Linked DNA regions of Homo sapiens: regions 1 and 2 are each linked to region 3. A link is a contact called in ENCODE Hi-C or POLR2A ChIA-PET data. All regions are on one chromosome and are shown on one strand. Each heading gives the region's core, a stretch centred on a gene start or an enhancer-like site at or near the end of the contact. The rest is flanking DNA. Distances are from core to core; before and after follow the strand shown.

Region 1 (3,117 bases), core at 615-3,114, 1.9 Mb before region 3:
CTCTGGTTCCTAACAGAGCTTCTAAATCCCTTGGGGTTTCCTAAGCGATAGAGCATCTTTTGCTTTAATGAGGCGACTCTTGGGCTCCTGGATAACTTCAGAATGGGAGTTGGTCAGAATGGGACTTGGTCACTAGAAAGACCATGTGATGGATAGCAGCTCAGAATTTTCAGCCCTACTCCCCACATCCACCCAATCCACCAGGAGGGGAGAGAGGCTGGAGATTGAGTTAATAAGCAATCATGCCTGTGTGATGAATCATCCCTAAAAATCCCTGAAAGATGGGGTTTGGAGAGCTCCCGGGTTGGTGAACAAGTGGAGGTGCCTGGAGAGGGCATGAAAGCTCCCCACCCCTTCCCACATACCTTGCCCTATGTACCTCTTTGTCTGGCTGTTCATTTGTATTTGTATTCTTTATAATAAGCCAGTAAATTTAAGTAGAGTGTTTCCCTGAGTTTTGTGAGCCATTATAGCAAATTATCAAACCTGAAAAAAGGGGGTTATGGGAACCTCCAGTATGTAGCTGATCAGTCAGAAGTATGGAAGGCCTAGACTTTTGATTGGCATCTGAAATGGGAGCAGTCTTGGATTGAAGCCTTAACCTGTGTGATCTGCCCTTACTCCAGGTAGTTAGTTTAGAATTGAATTGTGGGACACCTGGTTGGTTTCTGAAGAGTTAGAGTATTGGTTAGTGTGGGAAAATCCCTCACACACGTGATGTAAAAATTGTCATGAGTATGCAGAAAAAAGTTTTTCCCCTTTAGTGGCAGTTTCCAGAGTTTGTAAATATCTCTGCTTCCCAATCTTTTGTGCCTCCTGTCTGTCTGGTACTCCACCTCTGTAGTAATGGCAGCAGCAGCAATTCTAGTAGTAGTCACAGTGGTGTTTCTCTAGTAGAAGCTGTAATAGTAGTAGGAAGAAGAGGTGTAGGAGTAGTATCAGTATCATAATTTCCCATTCCTAGTTTCAGAAGAGATTGAAAGGCTAAGTGACATGCCTGAGGTCACATAGTTAATAAGTAAACGGCAAAGCTATCGTTCTGACTGGGAGCTCTCTTACTTCAGAGCTCACCACTAGACTGTGGGTAGTTTTCAATCCAGTCACACTAAATGCCAGTTATTTCCTTACATGATTACCTCTCCCACAAGATTCAGAACTTCTTGAGGAAAAGGACATATCCAACTGACCTTTGTATCTGTAGAGCCTAGCTCCAAGGCTGGGCGTATCCATCAGTTTTAGACATTGAAATCAGGGTTTCTTAACCTTGGCACCATTGACATTTTGGGCCAGATAATTCTTTGTTGTGGGGCTGTCCCATTGTGCATGACAGGATGTGTGGCACCATCCCTGACTTCTACCCACTAGTTGCCAGTAGCACATATCCCCACCCGCAGCCAGATAAACCAAAAATATCTCCATGCATTGCCAGCTATCTGCTGGGAGACAAAATGTCCCTGATTAAGAACCACTGATTTAAATTAAATGAAGGCCAAGGAGCCTTGAGTAGTGTTCATATCCGAAAAGGGCATTTTCAGAATTGTTCAGGCTGCTGGATCTCTCAAAGATGATGATGTATTTTCCAGGCCTCATGTGTCTGGAGCACAGGTTGCCTGTGGTGGTGGCTGCAATGATCTCAGTGTGCCAGGCCTTCACGGGGAATACCAGAGAGGGTCCCTCTGGAGCAGCTCTTACTGGGTCATGGAGACCATCTGTCTGGCATGGTACCACCTGGCAAAATCTCTTTGCCTTAACCAAAAATATGCTTTTGTAAATTTCCTGGCAAAGCAGGGGCTGCATTCTGTTTCCTGATTTCTCTCTTTTATTTCCAGATGTGTCACTGGTGACACATAGAGCCCAATGAGAACTCTGTTGGAAACTCAAGTTTCTCATTCTTCGCCAGCTCCGTTGTCATGATTTTCCCACCGTCTAAGCCAGTGTAGGTTACGTTACCCACGTGCTGGTTAGTGCTTGGATGTCAGTTTTCCTTTTTAAATTCTAGATCTGTAGCATGCTTTAGGGAGGAAACTTTATGGCTTATTACACAAATGGAGTTAACCCTTCCCTGCTTTGCAGTGTTTTTGTTAGTGACAGAGACATGAATTCAAGATCTGCCATTTATTATTTGTTTCATTTTGGACAACATGCTTAGCTTCTTTGATCCTTGATTTGTTTACCTTCAAAACAGAGTAACCTACCTGTCCTGTCTACCTCCATGGGATTATTATTAAAACACAATAAGATAATCTGCTCAAAAGGCTTAAACTCCCTAGTATGATTTACTATCAGTATACCTTTTGCACCCAAGAAAACTCTACAGTATCATTGTTCATGGGCACCAAATTGTAAGTTCAGTTAAGGCAGACTTTGTGTCTTTTTCTGCCAGTTTCTAGGACCTAGAAGGTATTCAGTAAATATATGGTGAATGACAGTATGAAAAAAATTGGGAAGTCAGATTCTGTGGTTCATTGTACCAGTGGGGGCTGGAGGGAGGTAAGTGAATGGTTTGTGTGGCTTTGTGTCATTTGTATTTGTGACAGACATTCCAAGCAATAGCATTTTCAAGGGTTCACAAGTGAGTGCCTGCAGAGGCAGGACACACTTAACACTCTGGCAGATATGCGACAAGACAGGGTAGGGAGGGGCCCAAGGGAACTAGAGAGGGCATACCCAGCTGTCTTAGTCATTTTGGGCTGCTATTAAAAAATGCCATAGACTGGGTGGCTTATAAACAACGGAAATTATTTCTCACTGTTCTGGAGGCTAGGAAGTCCAAGATCCAGGCCCCAGTTTATTCCATGTCTGGTGAGGACTCACTTCCTGGTTCATAGGTAGCCATCTCCTCTGTGTCCTCAAAAGACGGGAGGAGTAAATGAGCTTTCTGGGATCCATTTTACAAGGGCCCTACTTCTTCATGACCTAATCACCTCCCAAAGCCCCCCCCACCTCCAAATACCATCACCTTGAGGATTAGGTTTCAACACAGGAATTTTGAGGGGGGGATACACACACTGTCTATATTGCCAACCTAAAGACATTCACAGTTACACATTTTGAAGTCTCTGCATCAGCTAAACAAAATATGTCTTTGGGCCAATTTAAGTCTTCAGACAAAAATTT
Region 2 (3,045 bases), core at 432-2,931, 1.5 Mb after region 3:
AGTCATATTAACAGCAGCTAGTCTACATTTACTGACGCTGTGATATGTGCTATTTGCTGTGGCTACATGATATGTGCTAAAACTAAATTGCATTGTTTTATAGAATGAATGGTTATGATATTGGAGTAGAGAAAAACTTATTTTTTAGATTCTGAGGCAGTGTCTTGCTCTGTTACCCAGGCTGGAGTGCAACAGTGTCCCAATCACGGCTCACTGCAGCCTTGACCTCCCTGGGCTCAAATGATCTTCCCGTCTCAGTCTCCCAAGTAGCTGGGACCACAGGTGTGTGCCACCACGCCCAGTTAATTTTTTATTTTTATTTTTTGTAGAGACAGGGTCTCCCTATGTTGTCCAGGGTTGTCTCGAACTCCTTGGCTCAAGTGGTCCTCCTGTCTTGGCCTCCCAAAGGGCTAGGATTACAAGCTTGAGCCACCGTGCCAGCCAAGAAGAACTTGTATAAACTGTAAAACACGGTCTATAAAAGGGAAATATTAATCAGTTTGACCAGATAAAATTAAAAATATCCACATGATATTTATACAAATATGTATAAATATACATATATAATAAATATATGTACATTATAGTAAATGTATATATGTTTATATACATATGTGTATATAAACACACATATATTTAAAAATACATATGTATATGTACACATGTATATATAAATACATATAGACATATATAGTGTATATAATATATAGTCTACAATTATAATTATATAATTATAATGTATAATTATATATCACTTAATGTAATATATAATATTTAATAATATATAATATACTAATGTAATTTATATAATTATATATTTTATATATAATGTATCTATATATACATATATGTATATATATGTGCATGTGTGAAGATGTATCAGGAAAGATTAGTCTCCAAAATAATAAAGAACCACAAATGAATATGCAATGAATATGAAAAACTTGAACAACCCAAGAAAAATGAGCCAAGATGGTGAAGAGGTGCTGTTTAATTAGAAACTTGAATGGCCAAATACAAGAAAATGCATATCCTGGTAATGAAGGGAATGCAAAATAAAATGAGATACTGTTCTTACTTATCAGATATAATATACACAAATTTGAAGGTTCGATGATATCAAGTGTTAGCAAGGGTATGAAGAAATAGGAACTGAAACACTGTTGGTGGGAGGGTAAATTGGTCTAACCTGTTTGTGAGAAATTTGAGAGTACCTAGAAAAATAGAGAATATGTTTAACTTACGACCCAACATTTCTAAGACGCTTAAGTATTTACAGAGAAGTTCTCCATATGTGTGGAAAACACATGTACAAGAATTTCATTGTAGCTTTAATAAAAAGTTGGAAACAAGTATTCACAAGAAGAGGATTAGATGAATAAAGTTATTCATTCATTCCACAATTATTTATTGAGAGGTTACTATGTGCCAGGCACTGGGGTTACTGCTGAAAGTATGAAATATACAGTCTTTACTCTCAAGAAACTTACAGTCCAACAGATGAGAGACATTAAATAATTAGAAAAATATTCACTTTGGTGAATTTCTAGTTCTTAACACATGTCTAGAGGTTACTGCTCTGCCTTGGTCAAGACTTTCTTTGTTGCCTCAACAGAAATATAATATTCTCTTCACCTCATTTAAGATATTTTAATGCTAACATTTTCTTTTTGTCATTACAGACTTACGGCTTTTCACATTTACTGTATGTTGGTTGATCTCAACCAATTATCTTTTGATGCTCAAATTGTCGTGACATTGGCCAGTGGAAGGTCCTTTGAGATTTGCTTCTGTATCTTTCAACAAAACCACATAAATCTTACGAAACATCTTGTTTTCTTCCAAACCACGTGTTCAGACCCACTTTGTACTTTTCAGTATCAGATAGGAAGCTAGCAATTTCCCATTGAGTCCTTGTTTTTTTTTTTTTTTCTTTAGAAGAAAAAGTGTTAGAGACCATAATCTGAGTGCAAAGGTGCTTTGTGGGGATGATATTGACCCAGGCCATTTCAGTGGACAAGCTAGAACAGATACATGTTTTCAGTGTTTTTCTTATAAAGGCATGAATTCAAATTAATATTTGAAATCTATTTCTAACTGGATCATATTCCTACTTAAATTCTTGATTCTTTAATATCTAATTTTCTATCATAGAGAAATTTTTTAATAGTTACTTTTGTTTTGCTAAGGATTTTAGTGAAATTACTTTAGCTGGAGTCACTCATCTCTCATTTTCTGTGGCATTTATCTGATGGAGAGTTTCGTTCATTTGTTTCAGTTCCCTTTCTATTTGAAGGCATTGACATTCTGATATCTCACAAGTCTAAGTGCTTAGAAGGTAGCGGCTTTCAGCCACAGTGATTTTATATCACTACTACCCTCCAAGTCATCTACAATGAATTTATTCATAAGAATTTAATACAAGATTCTTAAACTTGGTTCTGTCTCTATTATTTAATTTCTAGTAATATTAGAACATGGTTGCAAAAATTAGATTATTTTAACAATGCTGAATCTGTCCTGATTTATCAAGCTTTTAAACTTATCTTCCTACCTTTCTGAGCTACAAACTTATTTCCTTGTATTATGCAGTTTTTCCTTCTCATTATATCGTGCTGTGCACTGTTATGTCGAGGTATATAGTATATAAATCCAAATGGCCCTCCTAGTAGTATCTAGACCGAATACCGAAAGTAAAAAAAATTTCTTACAATTTGTCTGTGAGCTGTCTATAAAGAAAACAATTAAGAATTTATTTTATTTTTAATAAGCCTCATCTTTCCACAGATTGCATGCTATCACCTGGCTAGCATTTTTTCAGGGTTTCTCTTAGATGACCAGGACATGATGGGCCTAAGAGCCATTAATTAAAAATTAGAATTTAGGGTTATCTCTGATATACCCATTGTATCTCAGGGACCAAAATGATTTAACATCTATCGTTGTGGATTTGTCTGTTTCTTCCTGAAGTTCTATCAGTTTTTGCTTCCTTTATAGTAATTCCTACTTAACGTCATAGATAGTTCTTGGAAACTGCAACTTTAA
Region 3 (3,249 bases), core at 441-2,940:
GTAGTCATCATCCCAAAAATATAAGACCAAAATTTGTATCCTTATGTCTAGAATAATGCTTGGCCTCTATAGATATTCAATATGTATTTAAAGAAGAGATGGTGATTTATATTTGAAAATATTTGAGGAATTATAAACAATTATTTTCATAAACACACAAATATATATACTAATATGATTATATTTAGGAATTAGATTTCTAACATTTAAAATAGCTTAGAGACTAAGTACTGTTATTTCTCACTTTTTGTAGAAAAATCAAAAAATTCTAGAGAATTTATTTTTAATAATTTGTTACTAGCTTTAGAAAATAATTTTTTTACTCAAAAATTCACTTAAATAAAATTACATTATCTACATTTTGATTTTTATAGACAACTTTTATAAGAATACTTGCATTATTTAACATTCCATGTGAAAAGAATGTGGTTATTTCTTAATTTTTTCTGTTAAAAATTCCCTGTATGATTGAAGATCTAAGATATAAAGATTATGTTTGTTATTTATAACAGTTATCATTTTTTGAACACATTCTGTGTTCTAGGTTCTTTGCTAAGCATTTTAAGTGTACTATTTCATTATTCCTAATGACAAACTTATGAAGTAAGTATAATCATTAGTGTCATTTTACAGGTGTGGAAATTGAGGCTTAGGATTTTGGAATTATAATTTCTGTAATACTGCCCCTCCTACTTTATTGTAAATAAATAATATCTTGGAAATATGATTTTTGAAAGATGAATGAACATTTTGCCATATAGATCCCTTTACAAGAGAAAAGACAAGTACATTGCAAATTCACCCCGATTCATATTTAGCCCTGAGTATTTGTTTTTTTCAGATCACAAACAACTAAAAACTATGAAACTTACTATGTTTGATAATTACATATTTTACATTAGATATATAACTTACTTAAGTTCAAAACTAAGTCTGGAGAAGGTGGATAAATAAGTCAAAATTAACTTCATTTTAAGGGAAGTTTTACAAGCAATGGTAATAAGTCGCTGAGGAGAATGGACCCCGGCATGTTGGAATCCGTGGTTGCAAGCTGACACTTTGAGGGAATGTTCTTAGCAAAACACTCACTTCAACGGAAATTAGGTCAGCCTTCTGGAACATTTATCATGTATACCTGTCACCAGCAAGACCCAGTCCTTAAAGTGAATTGAGATCACAAGCAATGGTCCCTCCTGCTCTGAGCTGCAAAGGACACTCTAAACCAATAGTTCTACAAATATGTGAGCTTGGCAGACGCTCCCATGAAACTAAAGCCAACACCCATATAGTTGCTCTGGGAATTGAATTCCTTAATGCTTTGTTTATAGAATTTTGAAACAGCAAATGGATTTGGTCTGTTCTGAAAAAACAATCTGTCCTGTGGCTTGTTTGGAATAACATCTAGAGTTGCTATAGAAGGATGGAGGCAGATGACCCATGTCTGATTTGGAAGACAGTTTCGCCAGTTTCTTCTCCTTGTCCTTTATTGTTCAGCCAGGTTGGTTTTTGCCCGACTCAAGGTATTTGCATAGAGGAAAGGCCACCTTCTACCGAAGCTAATTTGATATAGAAACTAGAGTAGTTAGCAAAATCCAGAGCTAAAAGAGTTAGCAAAATCCAGAGTAATAGAAGGTAAGATAGAGTGTATGGTAAAACCAAAACAACGTAAATGAGTCATAACCCAGTGCCCTTTCAGTAATCATATGGCATCATTCTGGTGGTTTCAGAGCAGTGTCAGCAAGTATGGAGTCCTGTGTAGGAATCTGAGAGTGCATCTGTGTCAGTGTACATGTACTTCAGCCCAGTGAATATAATTCATTGAGGGTTTTATGCATGGAAATTACCACATTCACCAGGTAGCCTGTATCTACTGGACTAAGTTACCTTGCCTTGGAAAGGAAGTAATTACTAATCTTTCTCTTGTGTTTATGTTTGGCAAACTACACCTAAAGACTTCACTAAAAAATTGGTAAAATATATATGAAGCTGGTTGAAAAAAAGATGAAATTATACATATGTTTGTGTAGTAGCAGGAATCTTCCATTACATCTCAAGAATGAAAGGAAAAAACTATTAAGAATAGATGTTTCATTTCTGTGTTCATTCATCACAGATATACTGAGTACCCACCATATGTCATACATTGTACAAATGGTAGAATCAGAAAGATGAGAGAAGTAAGATCCCCACTTTAACTGAGTCCTTATTCAAGCTGTGTGTCTGTGTGTGTCTGTCTGTTTGCGAGTGACAGATCCTTAAACAAAAAATAATGATAACCTATGTGAAATGCCCCAGTAGAGGTTATTTTAAAACTCAAGGAGAGAACTCTATAACTTAAAGATATTTTGTCTACAAAAAGGAGCGAAGGTTTTATTCGAAGAAAGAGGAGCCTGTTTTATATGAAAATCCTGAAGATTTGAAGGGGCTGAAGAAGTAGAATGGATATGGAAGAAATCCACCAATGATTTCTTCCTGGAAGAATTAAACACACACACACACACACACACACACACACACACACACACACACACCAACTTTCATGATCACACTCTATTAAGCCAGGACCAGGAAACAATTTCTAATCAGCACTCTGATCTGGGCAGAGATTGTGCAGTCTTTTATACCAGGCCTCAGATCTGTGTTCTCTATTCACACATGCTCACTTCCAGCTGTTGTCATTGAAATCTCACATAATCTTCCAAGGTCAAAGGGCAGTCACCCATGGCTGCTGCAGTTAAAAGGTTATGCTGATTTCTGTTGTCAAATATTGGCCCTTTTCTCTTCCAACCACTCCCATTCTACTTCTTTTTTTTTTTTAAACAAGAAAAATCCAGCCTAGAATTGCATTACATGACTTTAAAGTCTTAAAAGTGTTCCTCCATTGTGCTAACACGACATGGCCTGAACAGTCTAATTCATTCTGTTACATTTCACAAAGAATTTTCTGGTACTTCTAAAATACTTTGTGCTAGGCCAGCAAACTTCAAAGTATTGTGACCCACATGATTGTGGCCTGCCATAGTATCTGCAGAAGTGAATAATACAGGTTCCACAATTTAATAAACATGGTGAATTTTGGCATCGATAACTAATTACTGGGTAAATGAGCAAGAATTACACAAAAAATGACTTTTGAAAAGATGAAAGCTCTTTGCATTTTGTGGTTCTAAACATTAGCTAGTTTTATTTTATATTTGGAGACGTATATAATAGTACATTTAATATTTGGAGTCTTAGAAAAGTAATTGT

The links. A loop is a pair of places that touch in the nucleus more often than their neighbours do. ChIA-PET counts read pairs that join two places held with the same protein, here RNA polymerase II (POLR2A). Pooled maps may share reads with other maps.
Region 1: a loop to region 3 is called in a pooled map, with 16 times the contacts of the local background. The contact joins two enhancer-like sites. A Hi-C loop is called at or near these places in 2 of 37 single-sample maps with no recorded cell type and 5 of 50 pooled maps.
Region 2: a loop to region 3 is called in a pooled map, with 6 times the contacts of the local background. The contact joins two enhancer-like sites. A Hi-C loop is called at or near these places in 1 of 37 single-sample maps with no recorded cell type and 2 of 50 pooled maps. POLR2A ChIA-PET finds 5 or more read pairs at or near these places in 1 of 52 experiments (Panc1).

The regions. Positions count from the first base shown.
Region 1 is chr1:59,431,852-59,434,968 of GRCh38, forward strand. The region is part of intron 5 of FGGY (FGGY carbohydrate kinase domain containing); the gene reads left to right. Among named protein-coding and RNA genes, the nearest start is that of FGGY, 140 kb to the left of the region's middle. Within about 2 kb of position 1,865, at least 5 of the 41 ENCODE cell types and tissues checked have a DNase peak (open chromatin) inside an H3K27ac peak, as active enhancers do.
Region 2 is chr1:62,808,795-62,811,839 of GRCh38, forward strand. All of the region lies in intron 3 of ATG4C (autophagy related 4C cysteine peptidase), which reads left to right. Among named protein-coding and RNA genes, the nearest start is that of ATG4C, 26 kb to the left of the region's middle. RefSeq lists an enhancer at 50-109. Within about 2 kb of position 1,682, at least 2 of the 41 ENCODE cell types and tissues checked have a DNase peak (open chromatin) inside an H3K27ac peak, as active enhancers do.
Region 3 is chr1:61,317,306-61,320,554 of GRCh38, forward strand. The region is part of intron 3 of NFIA (nuclear factor I A); the gene reads left to right. Among named protein-coding and RNA genes, the nearest start is that of NFIA-AS1, 65 kb to the left of the region's middle. Within about 2 kb of position 1,691, at least 13 of the 41 ENCODE cell types and tissues checked have a DNase peak (open chromatin) inside an H3K27ac peak, as active enhancers do.